3 separate regions of the Homo sapiens genome follow, and regions 1 and 3 are each linked to region 2. Evidence: chromatin contacts called from ENCODE Hi-C data. All regions are on one chromosome and are shown on one strand. The core of a region is the stretch at or near the end of the contact, and the rest is flanking DNA. Distances in the headings are between cores, read along the strand shown.

The links. A loop is a pair of places that touch in the nucleus more often than their neighbours do. Pooled maps may share reads with other maps.
Region 1: a map of ascending aorta shows a loop between it and region 2 (2.4-fold over the local background). The contact joins two enhancer-like sites. A Hi-C loop is called at or near these places in 2 of 168 maps with a recorded cell type or tissue (CD8-positive, alpha-beta T cell and ascending aorta) and 3 of 50 pooled maps.
Region 3: a pooled map shows a loop between it and region 2 (2.2-fold over the local background). The contact joins the promoter of LINC01767 here to the enhancer-like site in region 2. A Hi-C loop is called at or near these places in 2 of 168 maps with a recorded cell type or tissue (aorta and cardiac septum) and 4 of 50 pooled maps.

Annotation. Positions count from the first base shown.
Region 1 is chr1:55,629,342-55,634,267 of GRCh38, forward strand. No RefSeq gene overlaps it. Among named protein-coding and RNA genes, the nearest start is that of LINC01753, 310 kb to the right of the region's middle. Within about 2 kb of position 2,975, at least 5 of the 41 ENCODE cell types and tissues checked have a DNase peak (open chromatin) inside an H3K27ac peak, as active enhancers do; they include ascending aorta, where a contact is called at or near this core.
Region 2 is chr1:56,072,034-56,076,879 of GRCh38, forward strand. The region is part of intron 2 of LOC105378741 (a long non-coding RNA gene); the gene reads right to left. Among named protein-coding and RNA genes, the nearest start is that of LINC01755, 130 kb to the left of the region's middle. Within about 2 kb of position 2,563, at least 12 of the 41 ENCODE cell types and tissues checked have a DNase peak (open chromatin) inside an H3K27ac peak, as active enhancers do; they include ascending aorta, where a contact is called at or near this core.
Region 3 is chr1:56,413,448-56,418,090 of GRCh38, forward strand. LINC01767 (long intergenic non-protein coding RNA 1767) reads left to right here and starts at 1,516. Exons shown (of 4, transcript NR_147163.1): 1 at 1,516-1,703; 2 at 1,801-1,895; 3 at 2,086-2,162; 4 at 2,335-2,519. All of the region lies in intron 1 of LOC124904185 (a long non-coding RNA gene), which reads right to left.

The sequences.
Region 1 (4,926 bases), core at 1,725-4,224, 440 kb before region 2:
CATTGGGAGAACCATTTATTAAGTAGGCCATCTTTCCTACATTTGTATGCACCCAATATATTGTGAACATTTATATACTGGGCCCATAATAAAGGTGTCATATTGTGTATATTATCTTGAGACTTGTTTTTCCTATTGAGTATTATGTTTTTGAGATTTATCTACATGGATACATGAAGCCATAGTTCATTCATTTTCACTGCTGCACAGTGTTTTATAGCATCAATTCCTACTCTATCCATTTCCTGTGACAAACATTTGTACTATTTCTGATATTTTAAAATTATAAACAATGCTGTCCTGAATCTTCGTAGGAACATCTCTTGCCACAAAAGTTTAATAATTTCTAATACCTTGTTCCTTATTTCCATCTGAGATCTCATCAAAATGGTCTTTACTATCTGTACTTTTATCAGCATTCTGGTTATGAGCACTTAAGTAATCTCTCAAAAAATTCAAGCTTTCCCTGCAGACTTTTTCTGAGCCTTCACCAGAATTGCCCTTAATATTCATCAGTTCATGGCAATACAGGCTATTTCTAGCCTGTCCTTCCAAATTATTCCATCCACTACCCATTACCCAGTTCCAAAGCTGCTTCCACATTTTCAGCTATTTGTTGTAGCAACAAAGCCACTCCTGGTACCAATTTCCAGTCTTAGTCCATTTTTGGCTGCTATAATATAATATCATAGACTAGGTAGTTTATAAAAAACAGAGATCAATTTTCTACAGTTCTGGAGGCTGGAATGTCCAAGGCTGAAGGACTATATCTGGTGAGGGCCTTTTTGCTGCGTCAAACATGATGGAAAAGCAGGTGGGCATACGAGACAAGAGAGAAAGGCACTAGCAACCAAACTCACTTTACAGCAACCCACTCTTGTTATAACTAACCTGCTCCTGTGATAATAATATTAATTCATTCATGAGGGCGCTGCCATCATGACCCAATCACCTCTTATTAGGTCCCACCTCCCAACACTGTTGCATTGGGGATTAAGTTTCCAACACAGGAACTTCTAGGGAAAGCATTCAAACCACAGCATAGACCAAGTTGCAATGTATTCAGGATGGTATCTGGGTTCTCTGTTCTGTCATATCAGTCAGTCTATCCTTGCTGTATTACTTCAGTGTGTTAATGCTATATACAGCTTTTTAAGCCATCTGATCCGATAAAAATTTATATAATCTAGGTACAAATCTTTTTAAGTTTCATAAAAACTTCCTGTTGGAATTTTGGTTGAAACAATTTGATACTATAGATTACATTCAGGAAAATGACATCTCTATGATATTGACTTTTCCTATCCATGAACATAGTAAACATTTACATTTATTAGTTTTTTCTGAATTGTTTTACACTTTTCTCCCTAGAGGTCTTGTATGTATGTACACACATCTCCCCCCAACATATAATATATACTTTATGCATTTTATGTTTGAATAGATGCTACCTTTTCAAAGGTTACTTATTTCAAGTGCCTCTTCAATCTTAATTTGTAATTCACTTTTGCATATTGATGTTATATCAATCACTTTAGTCTCTTATTATAATAATTGGCATATTTTTTCAGTTTCTGACAATTGAAAATTACCAAATACACTATGAGTTTTCCTTTTCTTATCGTTTTTATTTCTTTTCTTGACTTACTGCATTGGTTAGGACCAATATTGAATAGGGAATTATTGTTTTGTTCTTTTCTCCTAGCAAATTGTTTCTAACATTTTACCTTTAAGTATACTTTACTATAGATTTCTGATAGGTAACTTTCATCAGATTAAAAAAGTTTTCCTCTACTCCTAGTTCTATAAGAATTTTAAATTATAAAACTATTCTATTTTATTGAATATTAAAAATATTATTGGGGTTGATAACCTCTCTTTATTGTTAGTAAAATGAATTAATTATGTCAATGGGTTTTAGATACCAAGCCAAACTTGCATTCCTGAGATAAATGAAACATTATCAAATTGTATTATGTTTTTTATTCATTGCTAGAACCAACTTGAAAAAATTGAGTTTAGAATATTTGAATCTCTGTCCAAGAGTGGCAGTGGTCTGTAATTTTTATTTTTCATATCATCCATGTCTGGATTTGGCATAAAAAGTGCACTAATCTTATAAAACTAGTTTGAGAGTATCCCTCCATCTGTTCTCTTAAGGAGTTTATATAAAATTGTAATTATTCCTTGAGAGTTTGGTAGAACTTATTAAAATCATCCATTTAAGCCTGGAGCTTTCATAGCAGCAACAAGATTTAAAAACAGTGACTCAATTTCTTTAATAGTTATGTAGTGTTTAGGCTTTCTATTTTTTTTTGACTTAGACAAAATGGATGAATCATCAAGAGATATAATAAAACTAAGAGAAGGTTAATTTCTAGTATTGCATAAACCAATTAAGGGGAGGAAATCTATGAGTACTATCAAATGGGCAGTGCAGGCCTGGAGCAGTGGCTCACATCTGTAATCCCAGCACTTTGGGAGGCCTAGGCGGGTGGATCACTTGAGGTCAGGAGTTTGAGACCAGCCTGAGCAACATGGTAAAACCGCATCTCTACTAAAAATACAAAAATGAGTCTGGCATGGTGGCGAGTGCCTGTAATCCCAGCTACTTGGGAGGCTGAGGTAGGAGAATCACTTGAACCTGGGAGGTGGAGGTTGCGGTGAGCTGAGATTGTGCCACTGCACTCCAGTCTGGGTGACAGAGTGAGACTCTGTCTCAGGAAAAAAAAAAAAAAAAAGCAATGCAAAATGAAACGCTGGTATTTTAAGATACTTCTAAAATTTATACTGTCAATCCTAAAGGTATAAATGAGGTCAAGATGTTGAGCATATTTTACAAAAAATCATGAGTCATTCTTATGCTTTGCATAACTTCTAATGTCTAAAAATGATTCATAAGAATCTTCGGGTTGAACATAGAACACTTTGTGACATAAAAGAAGAAAATAGTCTGTATGGGTGGGGACAAGTATATGCTATGATGAGTAGATAATTTTTTAGTGATATGACTGGCAATGAATGAACTCTTAGAATCAAGGGAATGTAGTCCTCGTTATTCATTAAAATGCCTTGTATTTTCTCATATCTCTGCTCTTGAGTAAGCAGTTTCCTCTTTTCATCATGTGATAAACTCCAATTTTAAAGACTCAGTTCAAACTGATGTCTTCTGTGACAACATTCTGAGTGCTCTCCATGTACACTGAAACCCACTCTATCAATAAGAGCAAAAACCCCTAACACAGAAATATTTGTTCTGAGTTTTTGGGTTGTTCTTCCCCATCAGGCTGTAAGCTCATTGAGAAAGGGTCATATCTTAATAACTTTTGTGTATCCTGTAGACAGTGCAATGCTTTACAGAAGGCGGCCAATTACTTTTCAGTAATGTTTAATAACAAATAAGCTGTTTATGGTCATCTCCTACTTTCTTGATTCTTTTATAACTTACCTGTCAGTAATCAGAGATCTGCATCAGAAATGAAACTGAATATAAAATCTTAGGAGATCATTTTTCTCCCTTTTTTGAAATCCTTTATTATCTGGCTACTCAAATTTGGTAGCTGGGAGGTTAGGAAGGGATGGTGGCAGGCCTTCTATTTCTCCTGTTTTCATTCTGAGCAAGATCTTGCTTGTTCTGGTCTGGTGCTGTTGGATTTGATTCCTGTCGGCCTCCTGTAACCAGACCTGCAATGTAATCTTACACCTAATTAGGCAGTCCTGCAGCAAGCCCTGACCCTTGCCATTTGAAGGATGATTTATTTTTCTTTGCTGTGCTCAGCAAAGTAGAGGCTGCAAAGTCATTCGGGAGGTCAAACTGCTCTTTCCCCTGCTCTAATCAAGTCCTTCCAGCCTCCTGCCTTCTTTGGCCCATGGATGGGTACTTCTTTCCAGAGGCCCCACAGCAGATATGGGTGGGCAGAAGGGTGGTCTCTCAGTGTGGCATTCAGAGGGAGACAGGACAATACTTTTGTCTTCTGTCGAACTCGTCAACATGGATTCAATTGTATCTCTTGCCTACTTAAAATCAATAGATAGCTTCCACAAACTCTTTAGCTTGGGTAGTCACCCCTCAAGGTCCTGCTCTTACCTTTTTCTCCAACACTACCTCTCAGAGTATAAATTCCTGGGAAAAAATGCCATACAGCTGAAAAATTGTGTAGTTCTTCAAACGATAGTCCATTTCGGGTCTCCTACTTTGAGCATAGTGTTCTTCTGCCTGGAATGCTCTGTCTCTTCATCTTCTTCCTCCTCAATCCTCTTCAGGTAGTCAGTTTAGTATGACTCTTCAAAATTCTGTTTGTGTCTCCTTCTCCTGGAAGCTTTCCAGGATTGCCCCAGCCTGGGATAAATTCTATTATTCCTTACTCTCACTGCATTCTGTTGCATCATTATGTAAGGACATATATCACATTATATTTTAATAGTTGATTTAGAGGTTTTATCTTCCCACGGAGTATAAACTCTTAGAAACTAAAGAAAAATGCTGTCAAAGTGCCTAGGTAGTGTCTCTCACAGAGTAGGTCCTAGGTAAATATGCTAGTCAAATTAACAAGTCAAAGAGGAGTTGAAGGGAGTCCAGATGTTGTGTAAAATGCAAGAATGGGGCTGGGGAGAGGCCAGGCTGACCATGGAGTGTTGGGCAGATGGGAAGGCACACTGTTGAGCCGGGGGTCATCTTGGGTGCTATTTACCTAATGGCGGCTCTTAGGAAAGACAATGACTAGAGCCATTAGGTCTGATGGCTGATCGCTGGGCCAGGATCCTAAGAAGTGAGAAATAATGGAATAATGGCAACTTTATATCCTGAAGGGAAGTATAAATACTGGATAGAAAAGGAACTCACCTAAGGGGAGCAAGTGGGTGCATAAAGTTGATCTTGGATACAGATTGGTGGTGAGCGAGGAATAATAGACTGAGCCAAGTCCA
Region 2 (4,846 bases), core at 1,313-3,812:
TAACCTCATGGGGAAAGATGCTGAATCGTCTTATTGTCCTTATTTTTTTCTCATTTTTCCACAGACCTGTGAAAACTTGTTGTGGACCAACATGGGTCTTCAGAGTAGTACTTGGGAACCTGTACTGTTCTGTATTGTGGACCAACATGGGTCTTCAGAGTAGCACTTGGGAACCACTGGGATGCATGACATGGAAGGGCTCTTCTAGCACTATGTCCTGTGATTCTATCATAATTCCACCATGGTGAAAAGCTGGGATACTTAAACAACAGTTTGTTTAGGTGAAATCAGTAAAACAATGATCTGATTCAGCTAAGAAGCTGATCCCTGAAGTCATTTTGCTGAACTGAATGACTCTAGATCTTGATAGGAAGTATAATTTAGTCAAAACAATCTAAATTGTTATGTGTGGATTGACACATATGAGTTGTTCCCGCAGGTCTTCAAAATACTTCCTTGCCCCTAATGAGGCTGACTCAGGCTTTGTTCCCCACCAACTATAAATTGATAAGTATCACACTTGTACCTACCTACATCAAAATGAGAGAGATATGTGAGTGAGCCAAACATATCCAAAGCATTCCTAATTCAGGCACTATGTGCTCACCCTGAGGTTAGCTTCTCTGACACCTTCCACTCTCTAATCTTGAGCCAAAATATGTCTCTACACTCTACTGTGGTGATCTCAAAGTCCCTGTATGAATGCCTCATATTTTATCACCAAAATTCTAAATAGAGACTCTCTGTTTCATGGTTAGCACTCATTTCTACCAAGCTTGATCATCTGAGGTGGACCAAATTAGAAATAGGCAAGCAAAATAGAGGTAGGAGAAGCTATTAATACAGGTCAGGAAGAGATTAGTTTTGGCTGGGTGCTGTGGCTCACAGCTGTAATCCTAGCATTTTGGGAAGCTGAGGTGGGCGGATCACTTGAGGTCAGGAGTTTGAGACCAGCCTGGCCAACATGGTGAATTTCCATCTCAACTAAAAATAGAAAAATCAGCTGGGCATAGTGGAAGGCACCTGTAATCTCAGCTACTTGGCAGGCTGAGGCAGGAGAATCACTTGAACCCAGGAGGCAGAAGTTGCAGTGAGCTGAGATTGCACCACTGCACTCCATCCTGGGCAACAGAGTGAGACTCCATCTCAAAAATAAATAAATAAACAAATATAGACAGGTCAGGAGTTGTGGGTTGTGGCTTTGCTTGACTTCACAGAAGAAAGAGAGAAAAATCAAACAGAACTAACTGTAAGCTACTGAGGACAATAATAGATGTTCATATCTTTGGTTCTAAGTCATCAAGAAAAGTTTAAACTATGTACAAGAACCTTCTCAAGGAAGCAGATAATTCATTGAGATAGATGCTTGGGGGTGAGGGCAAACCTCAGCTATCAGGAAATTCATCTCAAGTTAGCAAACGTGAATTCTCCTGTGATCCTAGGGTAATGAAGTAGTAACAGCAATAGAAACAACCATAATAATGGCTGGCTACTGCATTGTACTCTGCCTCTTAGGAGTACTTCCATTTTCTCATTTAATATTCAGATCAACCCCATGAGGAACAAATAATAATTTTTATTATCCACTCATTTCTCCAAGTGAGGAAATCAAAGCTCAGCTTGGTTAAGTAGCTTGCCAAGACAGCAGAGCTAGTCAGTGGCAGAGTAAGAATGCAAACCCTAGTCTTCTAACTTGAAGCCCAGTGCATTTCCCACCCTCTGATCTTCTCTCATCCTTATAAATAGCCATAAGACTAAGTAGTTCAAAAATATCTTCTTTCTGGTTCTCAGGCCCATTACAAATGCCACTTGCCCTGGGTAGGAAAATAAAGCCCAAGCTCTTTGCTGGACTATGTGCTAAGTCCTTGGCGCCCAGAAATAACCTCCTGGAGACTATGGGCCTTATATTTACCGCAAAGCAGTGGGTAAATAACTAGTTGGTGTTTTAGTGTTTTGTGGTCACTTAATCTGTTGTGTTGCTTCCCAAGACTCTGAAGGTTTCCTTTTTCAGTTAATTCTTATTTACGTTTCTGAGGTCTGTGTTGTTTTGGGTTTGGTTCATTGGATGTTTTTCTTGGAATGTGTTGCCATTGGCTTCAGGATGTTCCTGCTCTGCTATTTCATGGAATTTTCCCCGAGTGTGGATTGCTATGTATTTCTTCGGGGCAGTGAGCCAAGGCAGTGCTGGTATGTAATCTGTTCCTCTGGCCAGAAGACTTCTTGTCACCCATCCACATGGTGCTTGGTTGTATTTCTCCACTGATAATTCCCCTCCATCTGTTAATGTGCAGGAACCTTGGACTTCAGCCATCTTGTGTGTTGTGCGTTATTGGCTCTGGATAAGACAAGGCCAGTTGCTTCTGATAGAGATTGTGTCAACTGATTCTACCAGTTTGTTCTATCAGCCCAGGGTTGGGGAAGGAGATAGATGCCAAGTGTCATAGAAAGAGTGGAGAAGGCTCACAGGGTTAATGCTATAGACAAAGCAAGAATTTGTGATTGAAAACGTCCAGCCCTTCACACAGCCCTATGCCCCAGTAGGAGAAGAGCCAGGAATGCCAGGTGCATTGAAAACACCACACTCTCCCATGGCTCTCAGCGAGCCTTTCTTCCTTTGTCTTTGACAATCCAATACAAAGTATGTGCCAAAGAAAAATAAGAATTTGTTCCATATCAGAAAGTTTCGTTCTTTGGATATTTTCTTTGTGGGTAAAAATAAAATATTAGAAAGGTCAAATAGTGTTTGTTCAATAAAATGGTATGCTTCCCAAGGCTTTCAGCCTAATTAAGATACAAAGCACACATTGAGGCAGAAAGTTGCCCTCGATAAATTCTTTGTTTGGCTATTTTATTTATCGTACTTCATTCCATTGTTTTGTGTGTTGTATATCTTACTCTTTCCATAAGGAATTTGTGATAGCTTACAAAAATGTGTCAATAAAAAATAAAATATCTTTAAATCACTGGAAGCATCAAGGTGAATGGATAATATTAAAGATATGAATAAGATTAGGGTTAGTATTTCATAACAGATAACCCTGTAAAATTGTTAAAAGCGATTCATCAAATTGACTAAAAAAATCCTACCGTTTATCACTTGAAGTGTGCTGTGGCTCTCTAATCTATAGGTAGTCTAAATTGGGTGCATTTAAGAATCTGCACAGTTTGATTTTAATTTGGAGGTGAAAGAGGCCAACTCTAATCCCCACATTGACTTCACATGCACTGGCGCACATCTGAAGGTCAACAGTTTTCATATTTGCAAAGAGACAAGAGGAGAACTAATACTTACTAGGTACCTAATACATATTAGGCATTGTACCAATAATTTGACATTTAATAATTCATTGATATTCTCAACCACTCTATGAGATAATAATTACCTCCATTGGACAGATAACATAAGCAAAGCTGAGTAACTTGGGCAAGTGTACTCAACTAGTAGGGACAAAACTAAGATCAACACAGGTATATTTGACCTCAAAGTCAACGTTCTTCTCATACTGTGCCTGACAGACAGGTAAGAGGGTATGGAATATGCTTCCCCCAGTTGATGAGTGTCGAAACTCTCAAACAAACGTGGTTTATTCTGAGCTTGCCCTCAAGCTGTAGGTTGACCAGGAAATAAGTATAAGTTCAAAGCAGATCACAGTGTTTGGAAGTTAAGGTCAACAGAAAGACATATCTGTGGTTATGACACTATACACTGCCATACAAATGTCCTCCAACCATTCCAGAGAGAACATAGGTAAGTTCCTCCAAATTGAAGACATTCATAAAAATAAAAGAATAAGAAGCTATAGTTGTATATGGAATGAGCAGTCATATTAATCAGACAGAGAATGGCTATGGTGTTTGTTGTACCTTCCAGTCAGAGCAAACCAGTAACATTAGAAATCTTTGTGGTCTCCAAAATTCTTGCATCTCTGACCCTTCTCAAGTGTCATCCTCTCTATTTTTCCCCATTTTCCCTTCCTGGCAAACTCCTACTTATTCCACAATTTCTCAAATGCCACTTCTGCAACGACTTTTCTCTGTCTCTCATATGACCTTAAAGAGCTCTCTTTTCTGTGCAGTTACTAAAGTTAGGTACATCCACATCATACAAATTCATTACTATAATTTTGTATGCTTCCCCCAGTTCCTATTGGATAGTGAACAAATATATGACAAAATATATATTTTCATCTTCTAATTTCTAGTTAGATTATTTAATTTTTAAAACAACTTTTGAAAGTAGCAATTTTTACTATTCTCATTTTACAGATGAGGAAAATGAGATATAAAAGTATAGAGTAACTTGTTCAGTTATAAAGCAAGTACATGGCAGACTTATACCCAAGCAGGGTGGTTCCAGAATCCTTACTATATAAATATCCTCATCAGACCTGTCTGAACCCCAGTCTTCTATTTCTTACTCTTCTTCCAGAGAAGGTTCTTCTAATCCTCTTCTCCCAACATCCCCACCTCTTCTCTCATCACAACTTGATTTCTTCCTCCCACAAAGTATGTTGACTCCCACCTAATTATGGAGACTAATACGGAGTTAGCTGGAGCCCTATCCTGGCTCCAGGGTCCAAGTGCTCCTCTTACAACCCTCAGGCTACTCAGTATACAAAGGACTCTCCAGCTATGAGGGCCCACCCATCATGGGAGGGAGTGGGGGTTTATAAATAAAAATTATAATATTAATAAAACATCTGCTTCAGGTTGAGCTCAAAAGAAACCAGACTCTGAATTGAAGATTAACATATAGGACTTTACTGGGGAGCTCTTGCATACTTAATTGGGATGATACTTGTGGAAAGGGAAGAGAAAAATGCAGGGTGGGCAGAGTGAGAAGCTG
Region 3 (4,643 bases), core at 266-2,765, 340 kb after region 2:
GGTCTTAATTTAAATATGATAAGCAATAACTTGTTACATTTGACTTAGGAAAACTGCATGATCCAGTGGTGACAAACCACAGGTCTGGGGATAGGCAGACCTGGGGTTGAGTTCTGCCACTACCACTTGCCAGCTGTGGGCACATCACTCACCCTGTCAGGTCCATGCCCACCTCACAGGGATGTTACTAGAAATAACATGAGGCAATTGAAGCATCTGGCACCTAATAACATTCTGTTCTTCCCCTAGGATCCTGTGACCACATCACAAACATCCCCCAGTTCCACGGGTGACTGTTTATCGTAACCCCACAGCCTTCCTTCAACCCAGCTGCTACCATCTCTCACCTGTACTATGTGATAGCCTCTGGACTTTTGTCCCCACTTCCTGCCTCATTCCGCTTTGGTCTGTTTTTCACAAAGCAGCCAAAAATGCTTGAAAATGCGTGGTGCTCATGCCTTTCCTCTGCTTCACACCCTCCCACGATTCTCCCTTGACCTCTGATAAAGTCGAAACTTTAGAACAGCTTTCATGGCCTTAATTGTTCAGCCCCTGCTCCCCTTTCAGCCTGGTCTGCCTCCCGCTACCCCATTCCACTCCATGCTCATGTTTGTCCACAGACTTCTGCCTGGAACACCATCCCTGCTGCACACCTCTTCTGCATGCTAATGCCTCTCCCTTCTCAGTGCTTCCTGGAGGAAGCCCTATGCTTTGATGCTTCTTCCAGGAAGCAACCCATGATTTCTGACCACCACAACCACGCCAAGCAACACTGGATTCAGTGCTCCCTCTCTGTCCTTCCTACCTTCTGTTTTTTCCCCATTTATCACAGTCTGTTACAATCTACTTCTCCGTATCCATCACTAGATAGTCATTTCTTAGGAATAGCTTTTGAAGCTTTTATCCCATATCTGACCTATTTTGAATGAATGAATAATCTCACAATGAATGAATGGCAGGGATGAGATTAAAACTCAGGTCAATCTGATCCCCAAACGTATGGGTTCCCATCATCCCAGTTGAAACCTAACTAAAAACTGAAGTAGTGCCATCCCCCCTCCACTGCCCCATACCCCCAATGGGTCTGCTCCCACCAGCCCCCCACCCTGCCCCCCACCACACACACACACACACACACACACACATCCCTAGCTTAGGGTCCCTCTATTTGGCATGGACTCATTTTCTGCCAGGAATGCATATCTTCCTTGCAGGCTGAGGCACTATATGGACTGTACTAAAAACACTCAACCCACTGATTCTGGTGAAATTATTTTGGAGTGACAGGGATAGGCAGGGGCTTTCCTGGGCTCAGGACTCTAGCTGGGGAGTGGCAAAAGCCACAGTGCAACTCAACTCAGGAGAAAATAAATGCCTGGAAATTTGAGCCAGCTGTTTTTTTCTTACTCACCAAAGTGCATTGAGTCAACCCTTAATCTTTTGTCAATATTTGCGGACTGAAAACACGACAAACCACCCCCTGTGCCGCTCAGAGTGTAGACACTGACTGATGGGACCAGGTACAAAATCCCCTGGGACAAAACAGAACTTTCATAACTGGCTGTAGAGTTATTGTTTTTGCCTTTTGGAAGCTTCCACCTTGTGACGGGAAGAGCACTGTCAGCCCAACACAGAAACTCTGCCGCCTGGAGTCACGTGGATCCAGATGCGAAGGGACTCCAACGTCATGCTAAGGAGTTTGGGTAATAACAATGATAAAATGCACTTATTGAGGTAGTGTTTAATGTGTTTAATGTATCTTCTTTACACGTGTTTAATGTATCTTCTTTAATCCTGAAGGCTAAGAATTTGTACAGCCATATTACAGATTTGGAAAATGATGTGAAGAGAAGCTAAGGGATTTGCCACTGCCACTCAGCTGCCAAGGATCAGAGGCAGGATTCTAGTCTGTCCCCTTTGTTCCATCACCCCTGCCTCCCCCTGGGCCCAGCCACCATCACCTCTCCTGGGGGGAGCTCCTAATTGTTCTCCCTTCTTCCTCTTGTGCGCTCCTCCAAACTATCTCCAGCCAAAGTGATCTTTAACAATGTAAATCCAGTTATATCACTCTTTCCATTGTAACAGACATTACTTCTACTTCTCAACGTCCATCCTCCAACCATTGTCCAGTGATTCAGGCAGAATTCCCTCCTGCTCAGGAGGTGAGTCGACCCAGTAGTGCCACTGGCTCTGCAACAGGAATTGGTTAGCAGGGCTTTGCATCTCCTTGGCCACAGACGTTGGGCAGGTGTGGAAAAAGGCCATCAGCTAGATGCTCAAGATTGAATTCTGAGATTGTGGGGGTGATGCTCTTGCTCTCATCCCTGTCTGCAGGTAGCCATCCTGTGACCCTGGAAGAAACCAGCCCAAGGAAGGTGCTAACCTACAGAAGAAGGACATGGCCAGGGTAATCACATAGACCCGGAGTTGAAGCCCTGACTGCACCACACCCGAAGCCTCCCCACCTTTCAACCTCTCGGTGATGGTGAACCAATAAACTCTTTTTATTGTTCAAGCCAGTGTGAGTTAGGTTCGCTATAATTTGCTGCAGAAAGTCTCCTGAGTGATTCAGATGCCTGTTGGTGCTCCTGGAATTGCATCCAGATGCCCTACCTTAGTATTAAAGTCTCACTCAACTCTAAGATCAATGAGTGGGGAGGGTGAGGGCTAGATTTTCATTGACCCTGGTGTTGCCAGCCCCTGCTGGACATCAATCTGGCACAAAGCAGACAATGTTAATTTTTTTTTCCTTGAAGGAGTAAACCCAGGTCTCTCTCCAGTGTCTTATCAGCCTCCCAAAGGCGGGGAATCCCACTGGGGTCCCTGATCACCTTCCAGAGCCACCTCTCTGCAATCAGCTGCATTTTGCTAGAATCGGCCTTGCTGTCCACCTTCCCCATCAGCGTCCTCATGGAGACCACCATGAGGGAGGGGCCAGCGGGTCTGAACTTGAGGCTATGTCTAGCAGTGTGTCTGAGCTCCAGGTACCCAGGAGGGGGCCATGGCCGAGTGATGCCCAGGGCACAGGATGGTGCAAGCAAGATGTAAACAAGATGCAAACAAGATGGTGCAAGGAGATGCAAACAAGATGTTTGCAAGGAGATGTTTGCAACAAGATGTTTGCAAAGAGATGTTTGCAACAAGATGTTTGCAAGGAGATGCAAACGAGATGGTGCAAGGAGAGCCTCCAAAACAGCCTGGAATTCACACAAGTAAATGGGAGGGGCCTCAGAGCCACTGTGATTTGGGCAGCAATAAGTATGACCAGCAGGGTGACCAGTGGACCATGAGAAACATCCACATGTGGGTCCAAAGAACATTGCATTCCTTTGTTTATCTAACCCACATCCTCCTTCGTGTCTTAGGGCCTTTGCACTGCCCTTTCCTTGGACTGATTACCCAGTTACTCTACCTCATGACCAACCTCTGTCTTAATTCTCTGCAGAGTGCTTATCAATGGCTGATTGCATTTGTTTGCTTTTGTTTCTCTGTCCATGACAGCAAGGACCTTGATTGTCTTATTTATCACTACTTCTCTCATATCAAAAATCCCTCCATAGTCCTGGCTCAGCAGCTCTTGCCTATAATCCCAGCACTTTGGGAGGCTGGGAAAGGAGGATTGCTTGAGGCTAGGAGTTTGAGACCAGCAACATAGCAAGACCCCATTAAAATAAAATAAAATAAAAATTAGCCAGGTGAGGTGATGTGTGTCTGTAGTCCCAGCTACTGAGTGGGGCTGGGGTGGGAAAACCACTAGAGCCTGGGAGGTTGAGGCTGCAGTAAGCCCTGATCACAACGCTGCATTCCAGCCTGGGTGACAAAGCGAGACCCTATCCCCCCCACCAACAAAAAACAAACAAAAATAAAAACTCCCCCTATAAACACACATTAAATAAATGAACAGCCCTGCCCCCTCCCACTCAGAGGCCCACCCCCTTCAATTGCGAACTTGGTCCCATCAGTCAGGTACCATTCAGATGTGATCTCCACACAGGGGCCTCCACCTCCCTCATCCCGAGTAATCCCTCCTCCCCCAACTCACTTATTTCCTTCATGCCCTTTATGGCAATATAAAATTATCTCATGTATTTGTGTTTACTTGTTCGTTATCTGCTTTCTCCTGTGAATGTAAACTATATCTTTCCTTGTCCCAGGGGAGATCACTTCCAGACTTTAAGTAGGTGCTCAATAACCTTTTGTGGCCGGAATAAACAGCAAGGGAGAAAATGAATCTCCAGGGCTCTGGAAACAGTGGGCATAAGAAGATAAAGAAAGAATCCTAGTTGATTTCAGAGTAATTCTGTGAGGTAAACAGGGTGGTTTTTTCTACCATGGCTGTTGAGAGATGAGGAAGGCAAAGTTTACAATGTTGTGACCTCATCAAAATAGCTTGTCTGGTGAAGTGCACATTTGAACTTGAGTCTGATTCCTTTTCCAGTTCCTTTTCTTCTGAATCATGCAGCTTTCCTGTTCAAACTCATCTGCATAGATACTAAAAGTATCAGCAATCTCCTCTCTGCAAATCGCTCCAAATTCTCGCAAGGTGGAGCCCGGCTGTTTGAGAAGCCATCACTGAATCTCCTGATGTGTTGACCCTCACAGTGCTGCAGTTATATCGCTTTCATGAGGCACCAGCAACCAAT